Regions from separate parts of the Mus musculus genome. Here region 2 is linked to region 1. Evidence: chromatin loops called from intact Hi-C (ENCODE). Cell type or tissue: heart. All regions are shown on one strand. Each heading gives the region's core, and the rest is flanking DNA. Links, peaks and the distances in the headings are about the cores only.

Region 1 (8,327 bases), core at 264-8,263:
AGAGAGGTCTTCAGAGAATACTGTTCCGAAACAAGGTGGAGGAGTTGTCAGATCAAAATGAAGTCACACTGTACACAGTGAGTGGCACTGGCCTGTAATCTCAGTGTTTGGAAAACCAAACAAAGGACGACTATAAGTTTGAGGTCAGACCCTGTCCGAAAGCCGGGGACAGGAAAGCACAGCCACCTGTGTCAGCCTCTCCAAAAATAACTCCAGTTGAAACGTTACCTGATGCGAGTACCCGAAGTGCCTGAAATGCCTTCCGACCTCAGATGCTATTTGCGTTCTGTTTGTATTTCTGATGCAGAAACATCTTGGAGAATTTGAGACTACCTCATAGCTGCTTACTGTACTCCGATGTGGTCAATGATGTGCCGGAGAGTTCTGTTACGGAGGGGAAGCCATTCCGCCAAATGAGTAGTGTGCGTGTTGGAAGGGTGTCTCCGTCCTCATGGCATGAAGCTGGAGTGTGTGAGTGTGGGAAGGATGCTGTCCTCCACGTGGCGCAGAGCTCCTAAGTGTGAGTTACTACTAGCCGTGGGGGGTTATAGAGGGCAGAAGGGAGGAAGAGCCCTTTCACTTGCCGTATTCTGGACACACCTGTACTTGGGTGTGTACATTCAGAGCATCTACACACACACATTATTGATCATACGAATGAATGGTCAAATGGTCAATATGAACGAATGGTCAAAGGCTGGCCATTCCAACACACTGTTCCTCATCCTCTGTTAAATTTAAAGGGAAAAATTTAAATGTATTTCTCTCTCCCCCCAAGAACCATAAAGCAGAAATCACAAACTCAGTTCCTAGGAAGCCAGAGCGGGAGGCCTGAGTGAATAAAGGAGACCCAGACACAAGAGCATTGTGGGACCTAGGAGGCCCTCCAGATGAAGTGCTGGGAGCCCTCTCTGACACCTTTGAGACATTCCGGATCAAATGCCCTCTCCTTTTGTGCACCAGGCACTAGGTAACAGCCCACTCTAACATTTGTGTCAAGACTTCTCCCAACAGTCTTACAAGAGGAACTCTTAGGGTGTCTTCAATTTACAAGCGAAAAGGTGAAGCTCAGAGAGGCTGAGCCACTGACTCCAGGTCACACAGCTGGAGTTGCAGGACCAATGTGACTGAGGACTATACCTTTATTTTTTTTTGGAGGGGGGGGTTCGAGACAGGGTTTCTCTGTGGCTGACCTAGAACTCACTTTGTAGACCAGGCTGGCCTCGAACTCAGAGATCCACCTGCCTCTGCCTCCCAAGTGCTGGGATTAAAGGCATGCGCCACCACGCCCGGCTTAGGACTATACCTTTAACTCATCTTTATAGCTTGAACACCCTGAGCAGAAGCAGTCCACACAGGATCAGTCTGCCTCCTTCAGACACTGGTACCGGACTACCACAAACAGAGCTCAGGCATAACCAGCGTGGTTTCTGACTCTGAGAGCTCTGCCAAGCTGGAATCCAGCCAGCACATCTTGAGAATGTTAGCTTTATACATTTTATTCTTTTGGGTCAAGGAGACTGAGCTTGGGGGCTGGTCTGGAGCTCCTGCCTCTACTTCCCAAATACTGTAGTTATAGGCTGGGCCACGGTGCCTGTCCTGGGGACCGCTGGCATTGTTTCACTGAAGTATGATTGCTCTGCATAAAAGTGAGCTTTGCTTATTGTGGTGACCCTCACTGCCCTGTCAGCCCCCTGCTCCTTGAATCCCCGCCCAAATCCCACTCACAATCCTAGATAGCCGCTGACCTTTTTGGGGGGGGGGGTCCAGAATTTTGCCTGTGAACTTTGCATTCTCTGAAGATGAAATCCTCCTGCATGTTGTGTTTGTGGCTGGAATTTTCCATTTGGCAAAGCAGTCCTGAGACTTGTCCCTAGGATGAAGGTGTTCACGCCTTACTTTAAAAAAATTTTTTTATTATTATTGCATGGGAGGGAGCATGTGTACAGGCCAGAGGAGCACTTTGTGGAGACTGTGGCTCTCTCCCCCCACCTCCCAGCCCCCACCCCCACCTTGCCTGGGCCCCAGGGTGGAACTCAGCTTGGATAGCAAGTGATCCACAGATGGAAGTTCCATTCTCCAGCTGACAGATATCTGGACTGCCCTGCTATGAGTATTGCTGTCTTCTGAGCATGTGTGTAGGACAGGTTCTCCTGGGGTCGAGGCTGGCCTTGAACTCTTAATCCTTCTGTCTCAGCCTCCTGGGTGCTTGAGTTACAGATCTGCACCACCATGTCAAGATAACAGTTTACTATTATTTCTTTAAGTTATAAGAACAGAAGGGTTAATTTTGGCTCATGGGCCTAGAGGTCCAAGGTAGAGGGGCCACATCTAATGCCAGCAACGCCTTCCTGTGGGCCCAAGTCCCCAGGCAGTGCATAGTCACCAGGTAAGAGAGAGTGCCCTCTTGTCAGATTTTAGTCCGACAGAAATGTGAGTCTTTGCTTCTCTTGAGACACTATGGGAGCGGAGTTGCTGACCAACCTGGTTTGTGTACTTTTAACTATCTGTGAAAGTACAAAACTTTTCTCCACAGTGGCTGCTTTCATGTTCACAGCCGCGATATAGTAGGCTCATTTAGAGGGCTTCTTCAAGTGAGAGTTAACCTCTATAGTTCCTTTCTTCTTTAAAGCATTCACGTAAGCATCAGTCTTCCAGGTTTCACCCATTCGGCTGAGAGGAAAAACAAAGAATGCATTAGCCCTCGCTTGAAACAGCCGCCAGCCGCGCTCCACAGTCCGGAAACTCAAAATCCTGGAAAGTTCTGAGAAAATGCATTCCACAAAGAACTGGCCTGAGGTCCTGAGAACTAGGCTGATAGACTTGGCAGGTCCCCAGCCCCGCCCACTCCGCTTCAGGAGGCGGAACTTAGCCAAGGAAGCGGGGCTGAGGGGCGGGAACAAAAGAGAGCGAGCGTCTCCAGATGCCCCACCCACTCATGGATAGGCTGCTTCTGCGGAGGGCGGAGCTGTTGGGTGGAGCCCAAAACCTGCGCTCCGCTATAGAGCCCCGCCTATCCCACGCTCAGCTCCGCTCCGGGGGCGGGCCCTAAAGGTGTTGGGGCGGGGCCTGTCGGGGGGTGGAGCTCGAGGCCCCGGTCTCGGCCCCGCCCACCGCGCTGTGTTGGAGCTGATTCCCGAGTGGGCACACTGGAGCTGCGCTCGCGGCGCGCCATGGCCGGGCTGTTGACGCTGCTTGGCCCGGCAGGAAGAGTGAGCACCCGGCTGCGGCCCCTGGCCCCTTGGCTCCTGGGAACCGCCACCTCCTGTGCTCCACCGCTCTGGGCCTTAGCCTTGTCCCATCCGGTTCCGGACGCCCGACTGCTGCGCACGGCCCGCGGGGACTGTCTCAGCCGCCAGGTAAGACTCCCCACAGCCACTCGGACCCTGATCCCCAAGTGGCCGGAGCGCCGTGCCAGGGCCAGCCCCAATGGACAATTTTTACATTGCACCTGACCGAAACGGGTCACCTCCGGGGTCCCTGAGTTCTCAGATTCCTAGAATCCGAGAAAAATCTCTTTCAGTTAGCAGCCGGAGAAACTGAGGCTAGGAGTGGAATGGTGCGCTGCCCAAGGTCATGGAGTCGCCCGCCGAGCCCCAGTTTCGAAAGCCAGAACAGTGGCGTTACCGAGCCGATCGCAAGGGGCCTGAATTCTATATGAACTTCCAGTCCGGCCCCTGGACTTGTTCCTTTTGAAGTTCAGTTGAGGCCTGGGCACTGGGCCCAGGAGGCGGCATCGCCGGTGCCGCCGGTACATCTACCGCTTCCCTGTGCTCCTTGCGCCACCCTTTTATCTAGCTGGAAGAGCAGGCTCAGAGCAGGCAGTCCATCCCGTTTTGTTGTGGTTACTTGCCCTGAGTGCTCAGAGTGAAAACCAGCTTCCATTCAGACAGCAGCATATCTCAAGTAGGTCTCAAAAAAAAAAAAAAAAAAAAAAAAAAGCAGGAGTTCAGAAGTAGTAGATCGGAAGCGTCGAGGTCTGGGGGAGTCTGAAAGAAAGATCACTGCCATGAATCGGGCAGTTCTGAGTACTGTCTGCTCCCGTGGCTTTTCAGTTAGGGATTGGTCGCTTTCCTTGAGTGCCGAGCACAATGATGGAAGGACTTCCTTCCCCTCTCTCCTGCCTGACAGACAGGACACTGGCCTCAGCTCTGCTCCTGAGCACAAGTCAGGATACTCACAGCGTACCGTGCTTCAGGGCACCGCATAGCTTCCCTCTCCTCCAGAAAGTCTTCCCTGACTACCAGTAGTGTGCCCCCCCGCCCTATACTGTCTCTTCTCTAGCGCTCAGATCTTAGCTGCCTTCACGATCTGGTACAACCTCTCACCTTGTTCTGCCACATCAGCCCTGTTGGTAGCCTAACCCTAACCCTAACCCTAACCTTAAACACACACTCTGCCTTGACAGGTGTGTTTACAGCAAGGATAAGTCTGGTCTCAGGCTCATAGGATCCATGTCTCTGCTTGCTAAGTCAATCACTTTGATCAAACGCTATCCCTTTTCCATGTCTGTAAAATGAGATGTTACTAAGTCATTTCCCAGAGGGTGAATGTGATAGGCGACAGCATGCTAGCTGGCATCTGGTACATCATGGCTGACACCAGTGATTTCTGTCATCCGTGTCACACCGCCCAGGGCCTCCAGAGCCCAGGAGCTGAGCTTGTACTTCAAAAAGGATACTCCTCAAGAAGCCAACTGTGGGGGAGGGACCTGCCCTGGGACTCAGTCCGGCATTCCCACTCCACCTCCAACCTGCCTGCCTTCACTGGGAGGCCAGCTGGGGTCTCCAAATGTTCTAGATAGTAAATCAAGTGTCTTGAGTGACATGTCAACCTCTTGCCTACAGCAAGGACTGCACTGTGCCAGAGATGGGGAGATACGCCACACAAGGAGCCCTTTCAGAGCTCAGGGTTCAGGGTCACATAGACCAAGTGAGTGGAGGCCACTTGTGACCCTGGGGGGGGGAGGGGGAGGAGTTCGTATGCAAGTGGCTTGCTGGCTGGCGTCCCTTATCTAATGAGCAGCATCCCTCCTGACTCACTCCTTGCTTGTCTTGGTGTGTCTCCTCCCTAGGTTTCACTGTTTGTTCTCTGCTCCCTAAAGTCAGAGTCTTCTTAGAGGTCTGTCCGTCTGGTTTGTTGCAATGTCCCTGCTCTGGAACACTCTGACAGGCACAGTGCTGGGTCTGGGATTGGGCTGTGCTGCCTCTGGCTATGTGCTCACACACACACACACACACACACACACACACACACACACCCCGGACTTTGCAGATCCTCTTCTGTTCATGGGGATATTGTGAGGATTGCACTAAACTAAGATTTTCATGGCACTCAGAACACGGCCCAGTACAAAGTCAACACATACGGTACTTATCAAATGGATGGGAGCAAGTGTTACCACACAGCGTGATCAACTCAATCAACCTTCTTTTTCTAATATGGCTTCCTCTGGTTGTTTTGAGACAAGGTCTCCTGTATTCCAGCCAGGCTGGCCTTCAACTCAATAGGCTTGAACTTCTGATCCTCCTGCCTCCACCTCCAAAGGACTATAGGCTTACACCGCCAAGCTGGGTTGATACTGTGCTAGGAAATGAGAGTATTGCATGTGCTAGACGCTCTACCACTGAGATGCATCCCCGCCTGAGCACTTTGAGGTCAGTGTGTCAGTGTGTCAGGGAAGTCCAGAGCCCTTGCAGGTGGCAAACAGCAGTACTTCGTGGGGAAAGAGTATCTACCGGTGCCCCATTGCTTGCCAGCCACTCTCATGAATCCCTTTGCTTCAGCTTCTTTAAATCCCTCTAGGACTTGGAAGAAAAATGCATGGTCCTTCATGTCTTGCCAGAATGGTCATTCCCTACAGGAGAGACTTTTCTAGATGTTCTGGTTCTGGGGGACAGGAAGAAAAGCTGCCTCGGCTTTCTTTTATTGGCCAGCCCTTACCACTCCCCCCTCCCTGAGACAAGCACTCCCCTACTAAAAAGCTCACAGGGGCTCTGGTCCCTTCTGATAAGTAATTCTCTCCTCCCCTGGGCTGCAGATGGGGTGGCCAAGCTGATAAGACAATCTGCAGACCATCCCAGTGCCCGCACCTCCATTAGGCCAATGTCAGTCAAAAGCCCATTGACACTTGGCCCAGGCAATCTCAGTTATGGCCCAGTCTCCGTGCCCCAGAACAGCCACAGCTGTCTGCTGAGGCCCCCTTTGTCTCATACTCTCAGGTTTGGCAAAAGGCCTTCTGGCCCAGAAGGGAGAATAGAAAGGCAGCCAGACTTCCAGCCAGAAAATAAACAGTAGCTTCTACCAGGCTAGAGGAGCAAACATTAGGGCCAGACATTTGTTTGTTTTAGAGAGGGGAGGAGGCTGGAGAGATGATCCTGTGATTCAGAGCACTGTCTGCTCTTATAGAGGACATGGGGTTCAATTCCCATCACCCACAGGACAGCTCACAACTCTCTGTAACTCCAGTTTCAGGGGAATCTGAGGCCTCTGGTACATAGATATACATACGTGCAGATAAACACCCAAACCCATAAAATAAATACTAAAATTAGATAGGGGAGCCTTGCAAAGCCCAATGGAGATACAGTTTGCTTAGGACTTGAAGGCTACAATGCAGAGAGACTCATGAAGGATTTCCATCTAACATGAGGGATGGACACATCCACACTCCCTCCCTGTAGCACATCCTGCTAGCGGGGCCAGCGCAGAGGCCGGGTGAGCCAGGGCTTTCTTCTCTAAGTTTAGTGATTACCTTCCAGGCACCTCCAGACATGATGATGACAAGGCCCAGTCCTCAGGCCTTTACCCAGATCTGCAAAAAATCAAGGTTGGGCTCACAGGCAGAGGGACAAAGAGAAGGGTCCTCTAGCTGCCCCCTGCTCTGAAACCACAGAAAGTAGGATTTGTGCACTTGGGGCTGGCGAGGGACATGGGAGGGTGCTGAGCCTTATCCCACGAGTAGGAAGTGAGGACCCAGAGCTGCAGCAAGTGGCTGTGTAGGTGCAGTTTGGGGACTCCTGCTCAAAACACAGTAGTACCATTTCCCCCTCAGTAGGGGAGTCCTGTGCCATCCCTAGCATTCTGGTGCATCCACTTCCTTGCCTTTGCAGAGTTGCTCTGCTGCAAAATCAGGGAGCAATCTGCCCAGCTGCAGGATCAATAACCAGAGGTGGCATCGAGAGCCAAAGACTCAAAAAAAAGCCTTCGGTCAGAAGCATTCTCTTGCAGAGGTGTGTTTTGTCTAATCCAAGTGTGGCTGTGACCTCTGTTGTCTGATCCAAAGTTCCCAGGCTCAGAAGATGATCCAGCGCATGTTAAGATCGTCCCATGTGAGCAGCCAGGTGGCTTGGCGGGTACACTTCTTTCTTGCCTTGCACACCTGGCAACACTGAGCCCAATTCCAGTTCCCGCTGTGTGGTTTGAATGAGGATGTCCCCATAGGCTCAGACATTTGAACACTTGGTCGTGGTTGGTGGCACTGTTTGGGGAGTTGCAGCCTCTCCGTGGGCGTGGCCTCTGGGTTTCTGGTCCTCCCCACGTCCAGTTTGTTCTATGCTTCCTGATACGGTATCTCAGCTTCCTGCTCCCACTACCACGCCTGCCGCTTGCTGCCACCGCACCAGGATGGATTCATCTGTCGGGAACCGTGGGCCAAAATGAACTCTTCCACAGCTTGCTTTTTGGCCACGGTGTTTTATCACAGCAGCAGAAAAACAAATATTACACAGACACAAAGGTGGGGGAAGAGAATCCACTCTACAAAGTCGTCCTTTAACTCCATGTACATACTGTGACATGCATGCCTGTGATGCCTGCCTGTGTGCCCGTGTACACACACACACACACACACACACACACACAGATTGGCTAATTTCTTCCCCCACCCTGGTCAGTATTTTGTCCAGGACTCGGCCTGCCCTACCGTGTTTCCTGTCTCAGTAAAGGCTCATGGCTGTTGGAGCTCCATCCTGTTCAGCCCTGCTCCCCTCTCGGGATAGTGCGGACCTGGTGTTGTGTGCTCACACCACAGACTCGGATGGTCTGAGCTGTCACATTAGCCACTTTTCTCATTTCGGTGACCAAATATTGTGCAAAAGCAGCATTAGGAAGGAAGGACTCATCGTGGCTGGGCTTTGAGACTATTCCATCTTGGTGATATCATGGGGTCAGCCCATCCAATTGCCTCTGCCGTCAGAAAGCAGAGAGACATCAACGCAGGTGTTCAGCTCACTTTCTTCTTATTCAGCACCAGAGCCCTGCCCAGGGAATGGAGCCTCCCACATTCATGGTGGGTCTTCCCTCCTCCTTGGAAAAGCTCTCACAGA
Region 2 (8,327 bases), core at 195-8,194, 1.3 Mb after region 1:
AAATTCTGTTTAAAATTTTTTTTAAAGTTTCTCTGTGAAATGGCTTGACTTTAATTTCAGGATGAAGAACACCTCTGATGACATTTTCTTTCCAATCTCCAGGGCCTCCTGACATTGTCTATCTGCCTCCTAGGAGCCCGAGTGGAAGGAGACTGCATCAGGCTATACGGGAGCCACTCTGGACTTGCTGCCCTACTCATCCACCCAGAGGAAAGAGTGAATGTCTTCATCCCCAGCAGCCACAGGAGACCAGACGTCAAGTGTGAGTAACTTGTCAAGGGTTGTTCAGCCAAGCAGTGGTCCTCAAACAATATTCTGCTCACTAAATCCAGCAGGAAAGACACCCCAACAGGTGGGTCCAGCTTAGCCACAAGCCACGATTGCACAGCTCCAACTCTGACAGTTTCATTTCATGGAGACATCAACAAAACACTTGCCCTGAGCCAAGTTCAGTCCTTCCTCGTGTTGCTAAAGTTTCACCAGCCCACATCCAGGCCCACGTAGATGTGCATATGTATGCACGTTTGCGGTCTATGGTGTGTGTGTGTGTGTGTGTGTGTGTGTGTAGTTTATGGTTGGTCTAGTATACAACGTTGGAGCCTACATCTGTGTCACATACCTTCTATCTGAAAAGCCAAACATTTTTACTATTTGGTCCTTCATGGGTAAATAAATATTGGTCAATTTCTAATTTAAAGGCTGGTCAAATGTCTGAGTTCAGCTCAAGTATTAGACTCCTCAATTAGCTCTTCAATTATTTCACTTGGCAGGGAGAGTTTAGTAAGAAACAGGTGCTAATATTTGGATCAAATTCACATTGTACAAAGAAAAACCTCAGCGCCTACATCTGTGGCTCAAGTTAGCATGCTGCCTGCAATGGGGTCCAGCATGGTTGCAGTCTCTGCAAAGAACAGCCACAGTGTGTAGGTGAGATATAGTGTGCTTTGCTCTGGAAGAAGTCTTTCACTCAGGATTGAACAACCACCACTCCCTCCAGCATTCAGATTCAAAGACTCTTATCTATATTCCACGGGCTGAGCTAATCCTATTTTCACCAAAGATCCAGACCTCATTTATTGGCACCTTGCTTTCCTCAAAAATAGAAATATGCCCTCTCCCAACTTCCTTCACTGCTACCTCTTGAAAACTAAACATCTGAAAAGAAATGCAGTCTCCTGAGCACTGATATATTTTACACAAGGGTCTTTTGAAGCTAAATGCAGCTTACAATACGCACAGCATATTCAGAATTGAAATCCAGCTTTCCAACTCCTCCTGCAAATGTCTGATCATTTGTGACACTCTCATCTCATTTTTAAAAACCTTTTACTGTGGGAAATTTCAAGTATGGAGAAATGAAAGGCTAGCCCCCAGCTATTAGCTTCTCCAAGCCTCAGCATCCCGCCATTGTACTGCTGGATCCCTCCTCCCAACATCTTGTTTACTATTTGTTATGGAGTTTGAAAGCTGATTTCACACACCAAGTCATTTCACTCATGAATGCTTATTGCTGTCAGGGCTCTTCCTTTGAAGAAAAACATGATACCATTATCACTGCTGAAAAAATAAATAGCAATTCTTAATATTACCTAATACCCAATCTCACTTCAATGCTTTTTCTTTTCACAGTGGTTCTGTTCAAGCGAGGATCCAAATATGACCACATACTGTGTGTTCTTGATTGGTCTCTTAGGTCTTTTTATATGTGCCACAGAGCCCTCTCATTTCCCATTCATTCATCCCTGGTATACATTTAAATACATTTAAATGCTAACTGGATGAACAGATCTTATCAACAGTCAGCCTCTCCACACTACAAGCAAACCCCAACATTGGAAACCCTCAGGCAGACTCTGAAGTGCCCTGCTCCCCCACTGCGCAACTCCACTTGAAAACTAGAGAAAGAGATGTCCCCTATGGACATTCTCAAGAGAATTCAGATCACTTCAACAAGCCAGTCCCAGAAAATGCCATCTTTTCTGTGCTGCTTTGGCCTGGAGACCCTGAATGATTTGGAAGCAAGGCACCCCCCTCATCATGCCTTCGTCTCGAGATTAGCCAAACTTAATCAAGAATCTTGAAGTAAATCAGACAAGCCTCAGGATCCATTACTGTTATCAGTAATGTAACTCTAACAATATTAATTTTTACCTAGGCCATTCAGGACTTGTCGTTTTAAAAAGGATAACCTGCATCATGCCCACAGGAACCTGACCTACACCAAGAAGCAGCAAGCCCTTTTCAGCAGCTCTCAGCGAGTGGAGTGGGTCATAACCCCTTTGTGGGTCAAACGACCCTTTCCCAAGGTCGCTTGTCAGAAAACCTCCATACCGGATATTCACATGACGATTCACAACAGTAGCAGAAACACAGCTATGAAGTAGCAACAAAACTCATTTTATGGATGGAGGCCTTCACAACAGGGGGAACTGTACTAAAGAGTCACAGCACTAGGAAGGTTGAGAACCCAAAGGCTTAGACAAACTGCCCAAGGAGAGGATAGATAAGATACCACCTCAAGTGCAGGCCCGCCCCAGCTACTGGGCGAAGAGCATTTGTAAGGCAGTGTGCACAGTAAAACAGAGAACAGAGTCAAAAGGAACCAACTTGTTGTCTTCTTTAACATCCATGGCACACCAGATGAGAGACACTGACCGCTCCAATTCTCAGCCTTCTCTAGAAGACAGGCTAATCCCACACACTTCCCAGGGTAGCAGCCAACATTTACTGAGTGTTTACTATGCACAAGGACTCATGTCACCTTCTTTGATGGTTTAATCTTTACAAAATCCCTCATTATGCAGCCCTGGCCCAGCCTGGAACTCACTCTGCAGACCAGGCCGGCCTCGAATCCATAAGACTTAGGAGGTAGGATGCTACTCTGGTGGTTTTGCAGAGGAAACGACCAATGAGGCTCTAAGCGGTATGGTGACCTGCCCCAGATCCCACTGCAACTGGAGTGATCCAGGACTGCACCTGAGGGCTGACTCAAGGGCCAGGCCTCTTCACCACTCACTTTTCTTTTCTCTCCAAGTGTCATGCTACACTAATAGAGTTGACACACACACACTCACACACACACACACTCAGGGATCAAATGTGCTCAACACTGCAATGGTCTACCAAACATTCTCAGTCAACATCAACTCCTGTCAGGGAGTTTCAGGTAGGGAAGGGAAGGGGACAGAAGTAACTCCTAGGGCTGGGACTCAGGAAGCCCCAGTTGACTGTGGTGATTTGTGTCATCTGAGGTGATTTGACCTCAACCACCAGCAAGCCTCCCTGGGTTTTTTTTTTTTTTTTTTCCTGCTCCCCTCTGGCTTGTGAGGGAGATCTAGTTCATCTTTGTAAATTCATAAGCCCAACAAATGGCCCGAGCAAGTAGAGGTAGGCGCTGAAAAACTATATTGGATAGACAAGCCAAAGCTTCGTTTGTCCATTAGCCACAAATTGGAACTTGCACTTCGAAGGTGGCATCTCTCTCAGCTACTGTCTCTTAAAATAATTCCAGAGAAGAAGTGGAGGCTGAGAAGGGTCAAGTGGAAGAGACCCACTCAAAACATGGAAAGCAGTGGGCTCCATGAAGACATGGAGCTGGCCAGGCCCACAAGTAGGGCGTCACTCCCAAGCCCTAACTAGGAACCCAAGGAGGTTCCTCCCAGGTTGGGATTGGCTTTCCCTCTCACAGCTCCTAGCGCAGCCAGAGGAGAAAGTGACAGGAAGACAAAGTTTCCAACAGACCCAAGTCCTAGCCCAGGAGGGAAGGGCACCTGAGAAGAAGCGGGCTCGAGATAGGCTCGACCTGAGGCTCCTGTCCCGTCTAAGTGCACCCCACAGTCCTCTGGGAGGGACCCAAGGAGGGGCGGGGCGCCCCAACTGTTACTTACAGTCCTCTAAGTCATCCTGCAAGTCCACAAAGTACAGAGGGATCTCTGAAAAAAAATCAAAAGACACACAAGGAGCTACACGGGGCTGCGCGGGCGGCGAGTCCCGGGCTCGTGCGGAGGTGGGGTGAGGGGGGCTCTCGGGGAGGGGAAGGGGAGCCGTCGGAGACCCCTGAGCCTAGACCCCACTCACCCGCCATCTTAGGATGTGCCAGAGGGCGGGGCTGGAGGCGGGGGCGAGCCCAGAGGCCACGCCCATCCCTCGCGCTCCGCCCACCAGCCTGGCCTCACTCACCCGCCGCCATCTTGGGACGGGTGGAAGGTGGAGCTAGAGGCGTGGTAGCTTCAAGATTACGCCCCATCCCGCCCCGCCCACTCCTTAGAGAAGATGGGGCTGAGGCGGAGCTGGAGGGTGGGGCGACGCTGAGGCTCCGCCCATTGGTGCTCCGCCCACCCGCCTGTGAGCTGCGAGCCGGCCGCCCCGCCCTCGCGGAGAAGGTGGCTGCCGAAGTGGGCGGGGAGGTCAGGTGACCCAGCTGGCGTCCCAAGATGGCGGCGGCGGTAGCGCCCGGGAGGCCAAGGCGGTGTCCCGGCTGTTGAGGTGACTCCGCCGGACAAGTGACGGGGTCGGCCGGACCGGAGGGCGGCGGCGGACGCACGGCCGCCCGGAGTGCTCGGCCGGGACTTGGCGGTGAGGCGGCGGCGCCGGGGGATGCTGGTGCTGGGCCGGGCCTCTCCCTCCTCAACTTAGGGCGGCGGCGGGCCCGCACCCCTGGTTCCCGGGCCATGGCGCTGAGGGAACTTAAAGTGTGCCTGCTCGGGGTAAGTTGCAGCGGGCGGGGTCCGGAGGGTCGCGGAGGCCGGGCGGGCGGGCCCCGGCACTCCAGGGCCCCTTGCACCCCTTTACGCTCAGCGCGGGACGCAGCCCCCCACAGACCCCTTAGGGCGGCGGGACCAGCAGGCTGTGCCCCACCCAAGGCCCCCAGGTGTCAGGGTGGCCCCCGGCGCCCCGGAGCGACGCCCTCTTTCCATCCCACAGTGAAGTAGCCCACAGGTAGTTTCCTTCCAACTTTGCGAGGGACACCTTTAAAGTTAGACAAGTTTCTGAAAGTTAACCCTCCCCAGCAGGGCTTTGGGTTTTATGCGCACACTTGGCCTCCTTTCAGCAATGTGGGATGGTTTTGAACTTTTGGGACGTCTTTGACACTTCTGCAAGAGTTACTTTCCATTAAAGTTCACTCTTCACTAGAACAGGGAGGAGTTACCAGGACTTTGAAGGTTCAGCTTCCGGTCCTCTCACAGTAGTTTGGCCTTTTCAGAGCCTTCTAATGATCTCCTTCCTGAGTTTCTGTTTTAATGACTGAAAAAAAAAAAATTCCAATAACTACATGGTTTTTGCCCCTTAGCAGGGTGGGGCTAGGGTTCATCCCGATTACTCCGCAACTTGGGAGCGCATAGTTTTACTGGTATATGTTAAAAGGCCAGTGAGTCCAGTCACCTTTCACACAGGACAGGCATTGAAGAGGCCTTTTTACTTTGGGAGGGAGCAGGAGTTCAGTCTTAGAGACTAAACCTAAACCTTGTACATCCTAGGCAAGTCCCGCCACTGAGTTGTGTGTCCCCAGTTTGCTTGCTTCTATTTTTTTAGCAGGATCTCCAGAAGTTGCCCAGGATAGCCTTGAAATCTCAGCCTCAGCAGGCCTTGAACTTGGAACCCTCCTGCCTCTGCCTCCCAGATTTGCTAAGATCGCAGTCCTGTAGCACTAGGCCGTCGTAGGTCTTTCCGGAGGTCCTAGTGTCACTTAAGAACTGCAGAATCCTTCCCCAGTACTTTCAAGATGGTTTCTCACTAGTTGGCCATGACTGGCACTGTGCTCAGTTCTTAGGCTAAGAAATCTGCCTGCTTCTGTCTCCCAGGTACTGGAATGAAAAGCATGCGCTCTGGCCCCGTAATATAGTTACTTCACTGACTTATTACAGAAGCCTGTTGTGTCTCTCCATCTGCAGATGGAAATGCTTTTTCTGCAGTCCTCCACTTTAGGCTACAAAGTAGTCTTGGGTGTCTACAAATAGGTTAGTTTTTCCTCAGTGCCCCATCTTACTCTCTTTCAGGATACGGGTGTGGGTAAATCGAGCATCGTGTGGCGGTTTGTGGAAGACAGTTTTGATCCGAATATCAATCCAACCATAGGGTAAGAGAACAAGTTTATTTACTGTATACGTCTATCCCAGAGTTCGTGGAAAGTCATCGCAAGCAGGAACGTGTGACCGGGTGTAACTCCTGTTGTCCTGAACTTGATGAAATTTTGAATTGCTGGGTCTTGACATTCCCAAAATGATTTGAGAGAATACAGTGAGGTTTACTGTATCCTAGGAGAATATCTTCAGACTTTGGGAATAAGAACTTCAACAATGAAAAAGAATCAGTTGACATAGGAGTTTACAGACCCAGTTACACCTTGAAAGAGAGCAGATGAAAACACGTTCCGATGCAGGTCTTTGGGGGGGCATACCCAGTTTTGGTCCTTGAAAAGAAGTAGAATTGAATTCAAACCCTTTTGAACTGGTGACAGCTTTAAATTAATGAATTAACTTAAAAATGGTCTGGTTTGGGGTTGTTTGGTTGATTAGGCTTTGTTTGGGGGGCTTTTTTGTTTTTTGGGTATCTGGTGTTTTTTTGTTTTTTGTTTGTTTGGTTGGTTTGGTTGGTTGGGGGTTTTTTGGACTGTTGAAGTTGACTAGAGAGTTCTCGAAGACTTCATTATTTTTGATTAGGTGCGCGTGTGTCTGAGTGGAAGTCTGTGAGTGTGAATGTGAGTGCCCACCCTTGAAAGCCAGAAGCGCGGGGTCCGCTGGACGTGGTTATGAACTGCCTGCTGTGGGTGCTAGGAACCAGATGGACCCTCCAGAAGAGCGCTGTGGTTTACCTGCTAAGCCATCTCCCCAGCTTCTTACAGACTGAACAAAAATCTTTTTAACTACTTAACTGTCACAGGGAGAGCATGGGATTAGCCCTAATTTTTCTCTTTGAGAGCATGAGCTTTGTAGGATCTACTACTATGTTAAGTTTGTACAACTAGGTAATGACTAGACACTTCCTGACAGTCAACGGGTTTTCTATCTGTAAAGAAAAGTTGTATGTGGTTCATCATCAGGATGAGATATGGCTTTGTGCCACAAAGGGAAACACTTTACAACTGTGGGAGAGACTTCACAAGACTGCTGCTTGAGAGTGTGTTAAAATCTCAGGGTCTCGTATGCATGTGGAGGCATGGAGATGAGATCCACCACTATGTCTGCAGTGAAGACAGTACCCTTGCAGAAGAATTGGGTGTGTCCGTGTGCTTCCAAGTATCACCTCCTGCTCCTCAGGGCTTGTCGGCACCTGCACTGCACTGCAAGGTGGCGAGCAGAGCGGAGAAGCACTGATGAGTCAGTGAATGACACACTTCACGCACAGCCTTTCAGAACCTCAGAACCCACAAGTGCTAAGACACCGCCTCCTTCACTATCAGACGAATAGAGAGAAAAACTAAGAGAACCTTCCTTGCCTTGGTTCAGTCAGGCTCTCACTGTGTCAGACTCATATTTTATAGGAAAGACTACAAAGTCCCCTCCTCCTCTATCTTTGCTTCCTTGTTTCTGCCTCTAAAGGCTTCCTCCCTTATGAGTGACGGCCCAGTGACCCCGTCCTCTCTGGAATGCTGAGTTCCCAGCTTTTCATCACTTTCTCTTTCCCACCATTCGGCTGCCCTTCTGCCCTGCTGTCATCCAGCAGCATCACAGCCTAGTCCTGTGCTTAAGCTGGAAGAGAACACACCACTTTCTTAGCAGTTACTCTGTAGCCATTGTCAGCACAGTTCTACCCACCATGTCACTGAATCCACCTTCTCTGGCCCTGGGAACCACTGCAAACCCAGCAAGCCCAGTGAGTATTTTTCAAAATGTTTATTCGTTTATTGGGTACTGTCTTAGTTAGGGTTTTACTGCTGTGAACAGACACCATGACCAAGGCAAGTCTTATACAAAACATTTATTTGGGGCTGGCTTATAGGTTCAGAGGTTCAGTCCAGTATCATCAATGTGGGAGCATGGCAGCATCCAGGCAGGCATGGCACAGGCAGAGCTGAGAGTTCTATGTCTTCATACAAAGGCTGCTACTGGAAGACTGACTTCCAGGCAACTGGGGTGAGAGTCTTAAGCCCACACCCACAGTGACACACCTATTCCAACCAGATCACACCTATTCCAGCAAGGTCACACCTCCATATGGTGCCACTCCCTGGTCCAAGAATATACAAACCATCACAGGTACCAACCATGTGTCAGGTATTCTGGGTGCTGGTGATTTAAACCTGGTGTCAGCAAACTGTAGCTGTCTTCTGCCTTCTCTCTTGGTAAATAAAATGTTACTGAAGTACTCACCCCTGCCTCAGCTGTTCT

What was found. Hi-C counts contacts between places; a loop is a spot of excess contacts. Peaks named below come from ENCODE experiments on the same cell type or tissue, not always from the same donor. Only the 100,000 strongest peaks of a DNase experiment are listed, where the experiment ranks them.
Region 2: a loop joins it to region 1, with 4 times the contacts of the local background. A loop is called at or near these places in 2 of 42 quality-filtered maps.

Annotation. Positions count from the first base shown.
Region 1 is chr2:172,342,489-172,350,815 of GRCm38, forward strand. It overlaps Fam210b (family with sequence similarity 210, member B), which reads left to right and starts at 3,089. Exons shown (of 3, transcript NM_025912.4): 1 at 3,089-3,359. The coding sequence starts at 3,174. In heart, for the core only: a CTCF peak has its summit at 3,453; DNase peaks (open chromatin) are centred at 2,363 and 3,033; H3K4me3 peaks cover 3,812 bases; H3K27ac peaks cover 5,401 bases.
Region 2 is chr2:173,655,436-173,663,762 of GRCm38, forward strand. Rab22a (RAB22A, member RAS oncogene family) reads left to right here and starts at 4,410. Exons shown (of 7, transcript NM_024436.3): 1 at 4,410-4,706; 2 at 5,997-6,076. The coding sequence starts at 4,671. It also overlaps the pseudogene Ppp4r1l-ps. In heart, for the core only: no CTCF peak of the experiment used is centred there; a DNase peak (open chromatin) is centred at 4,366; H3K4me3 peaks cover 2,446 bases; H3K27ac peaks cover 1,980 bases.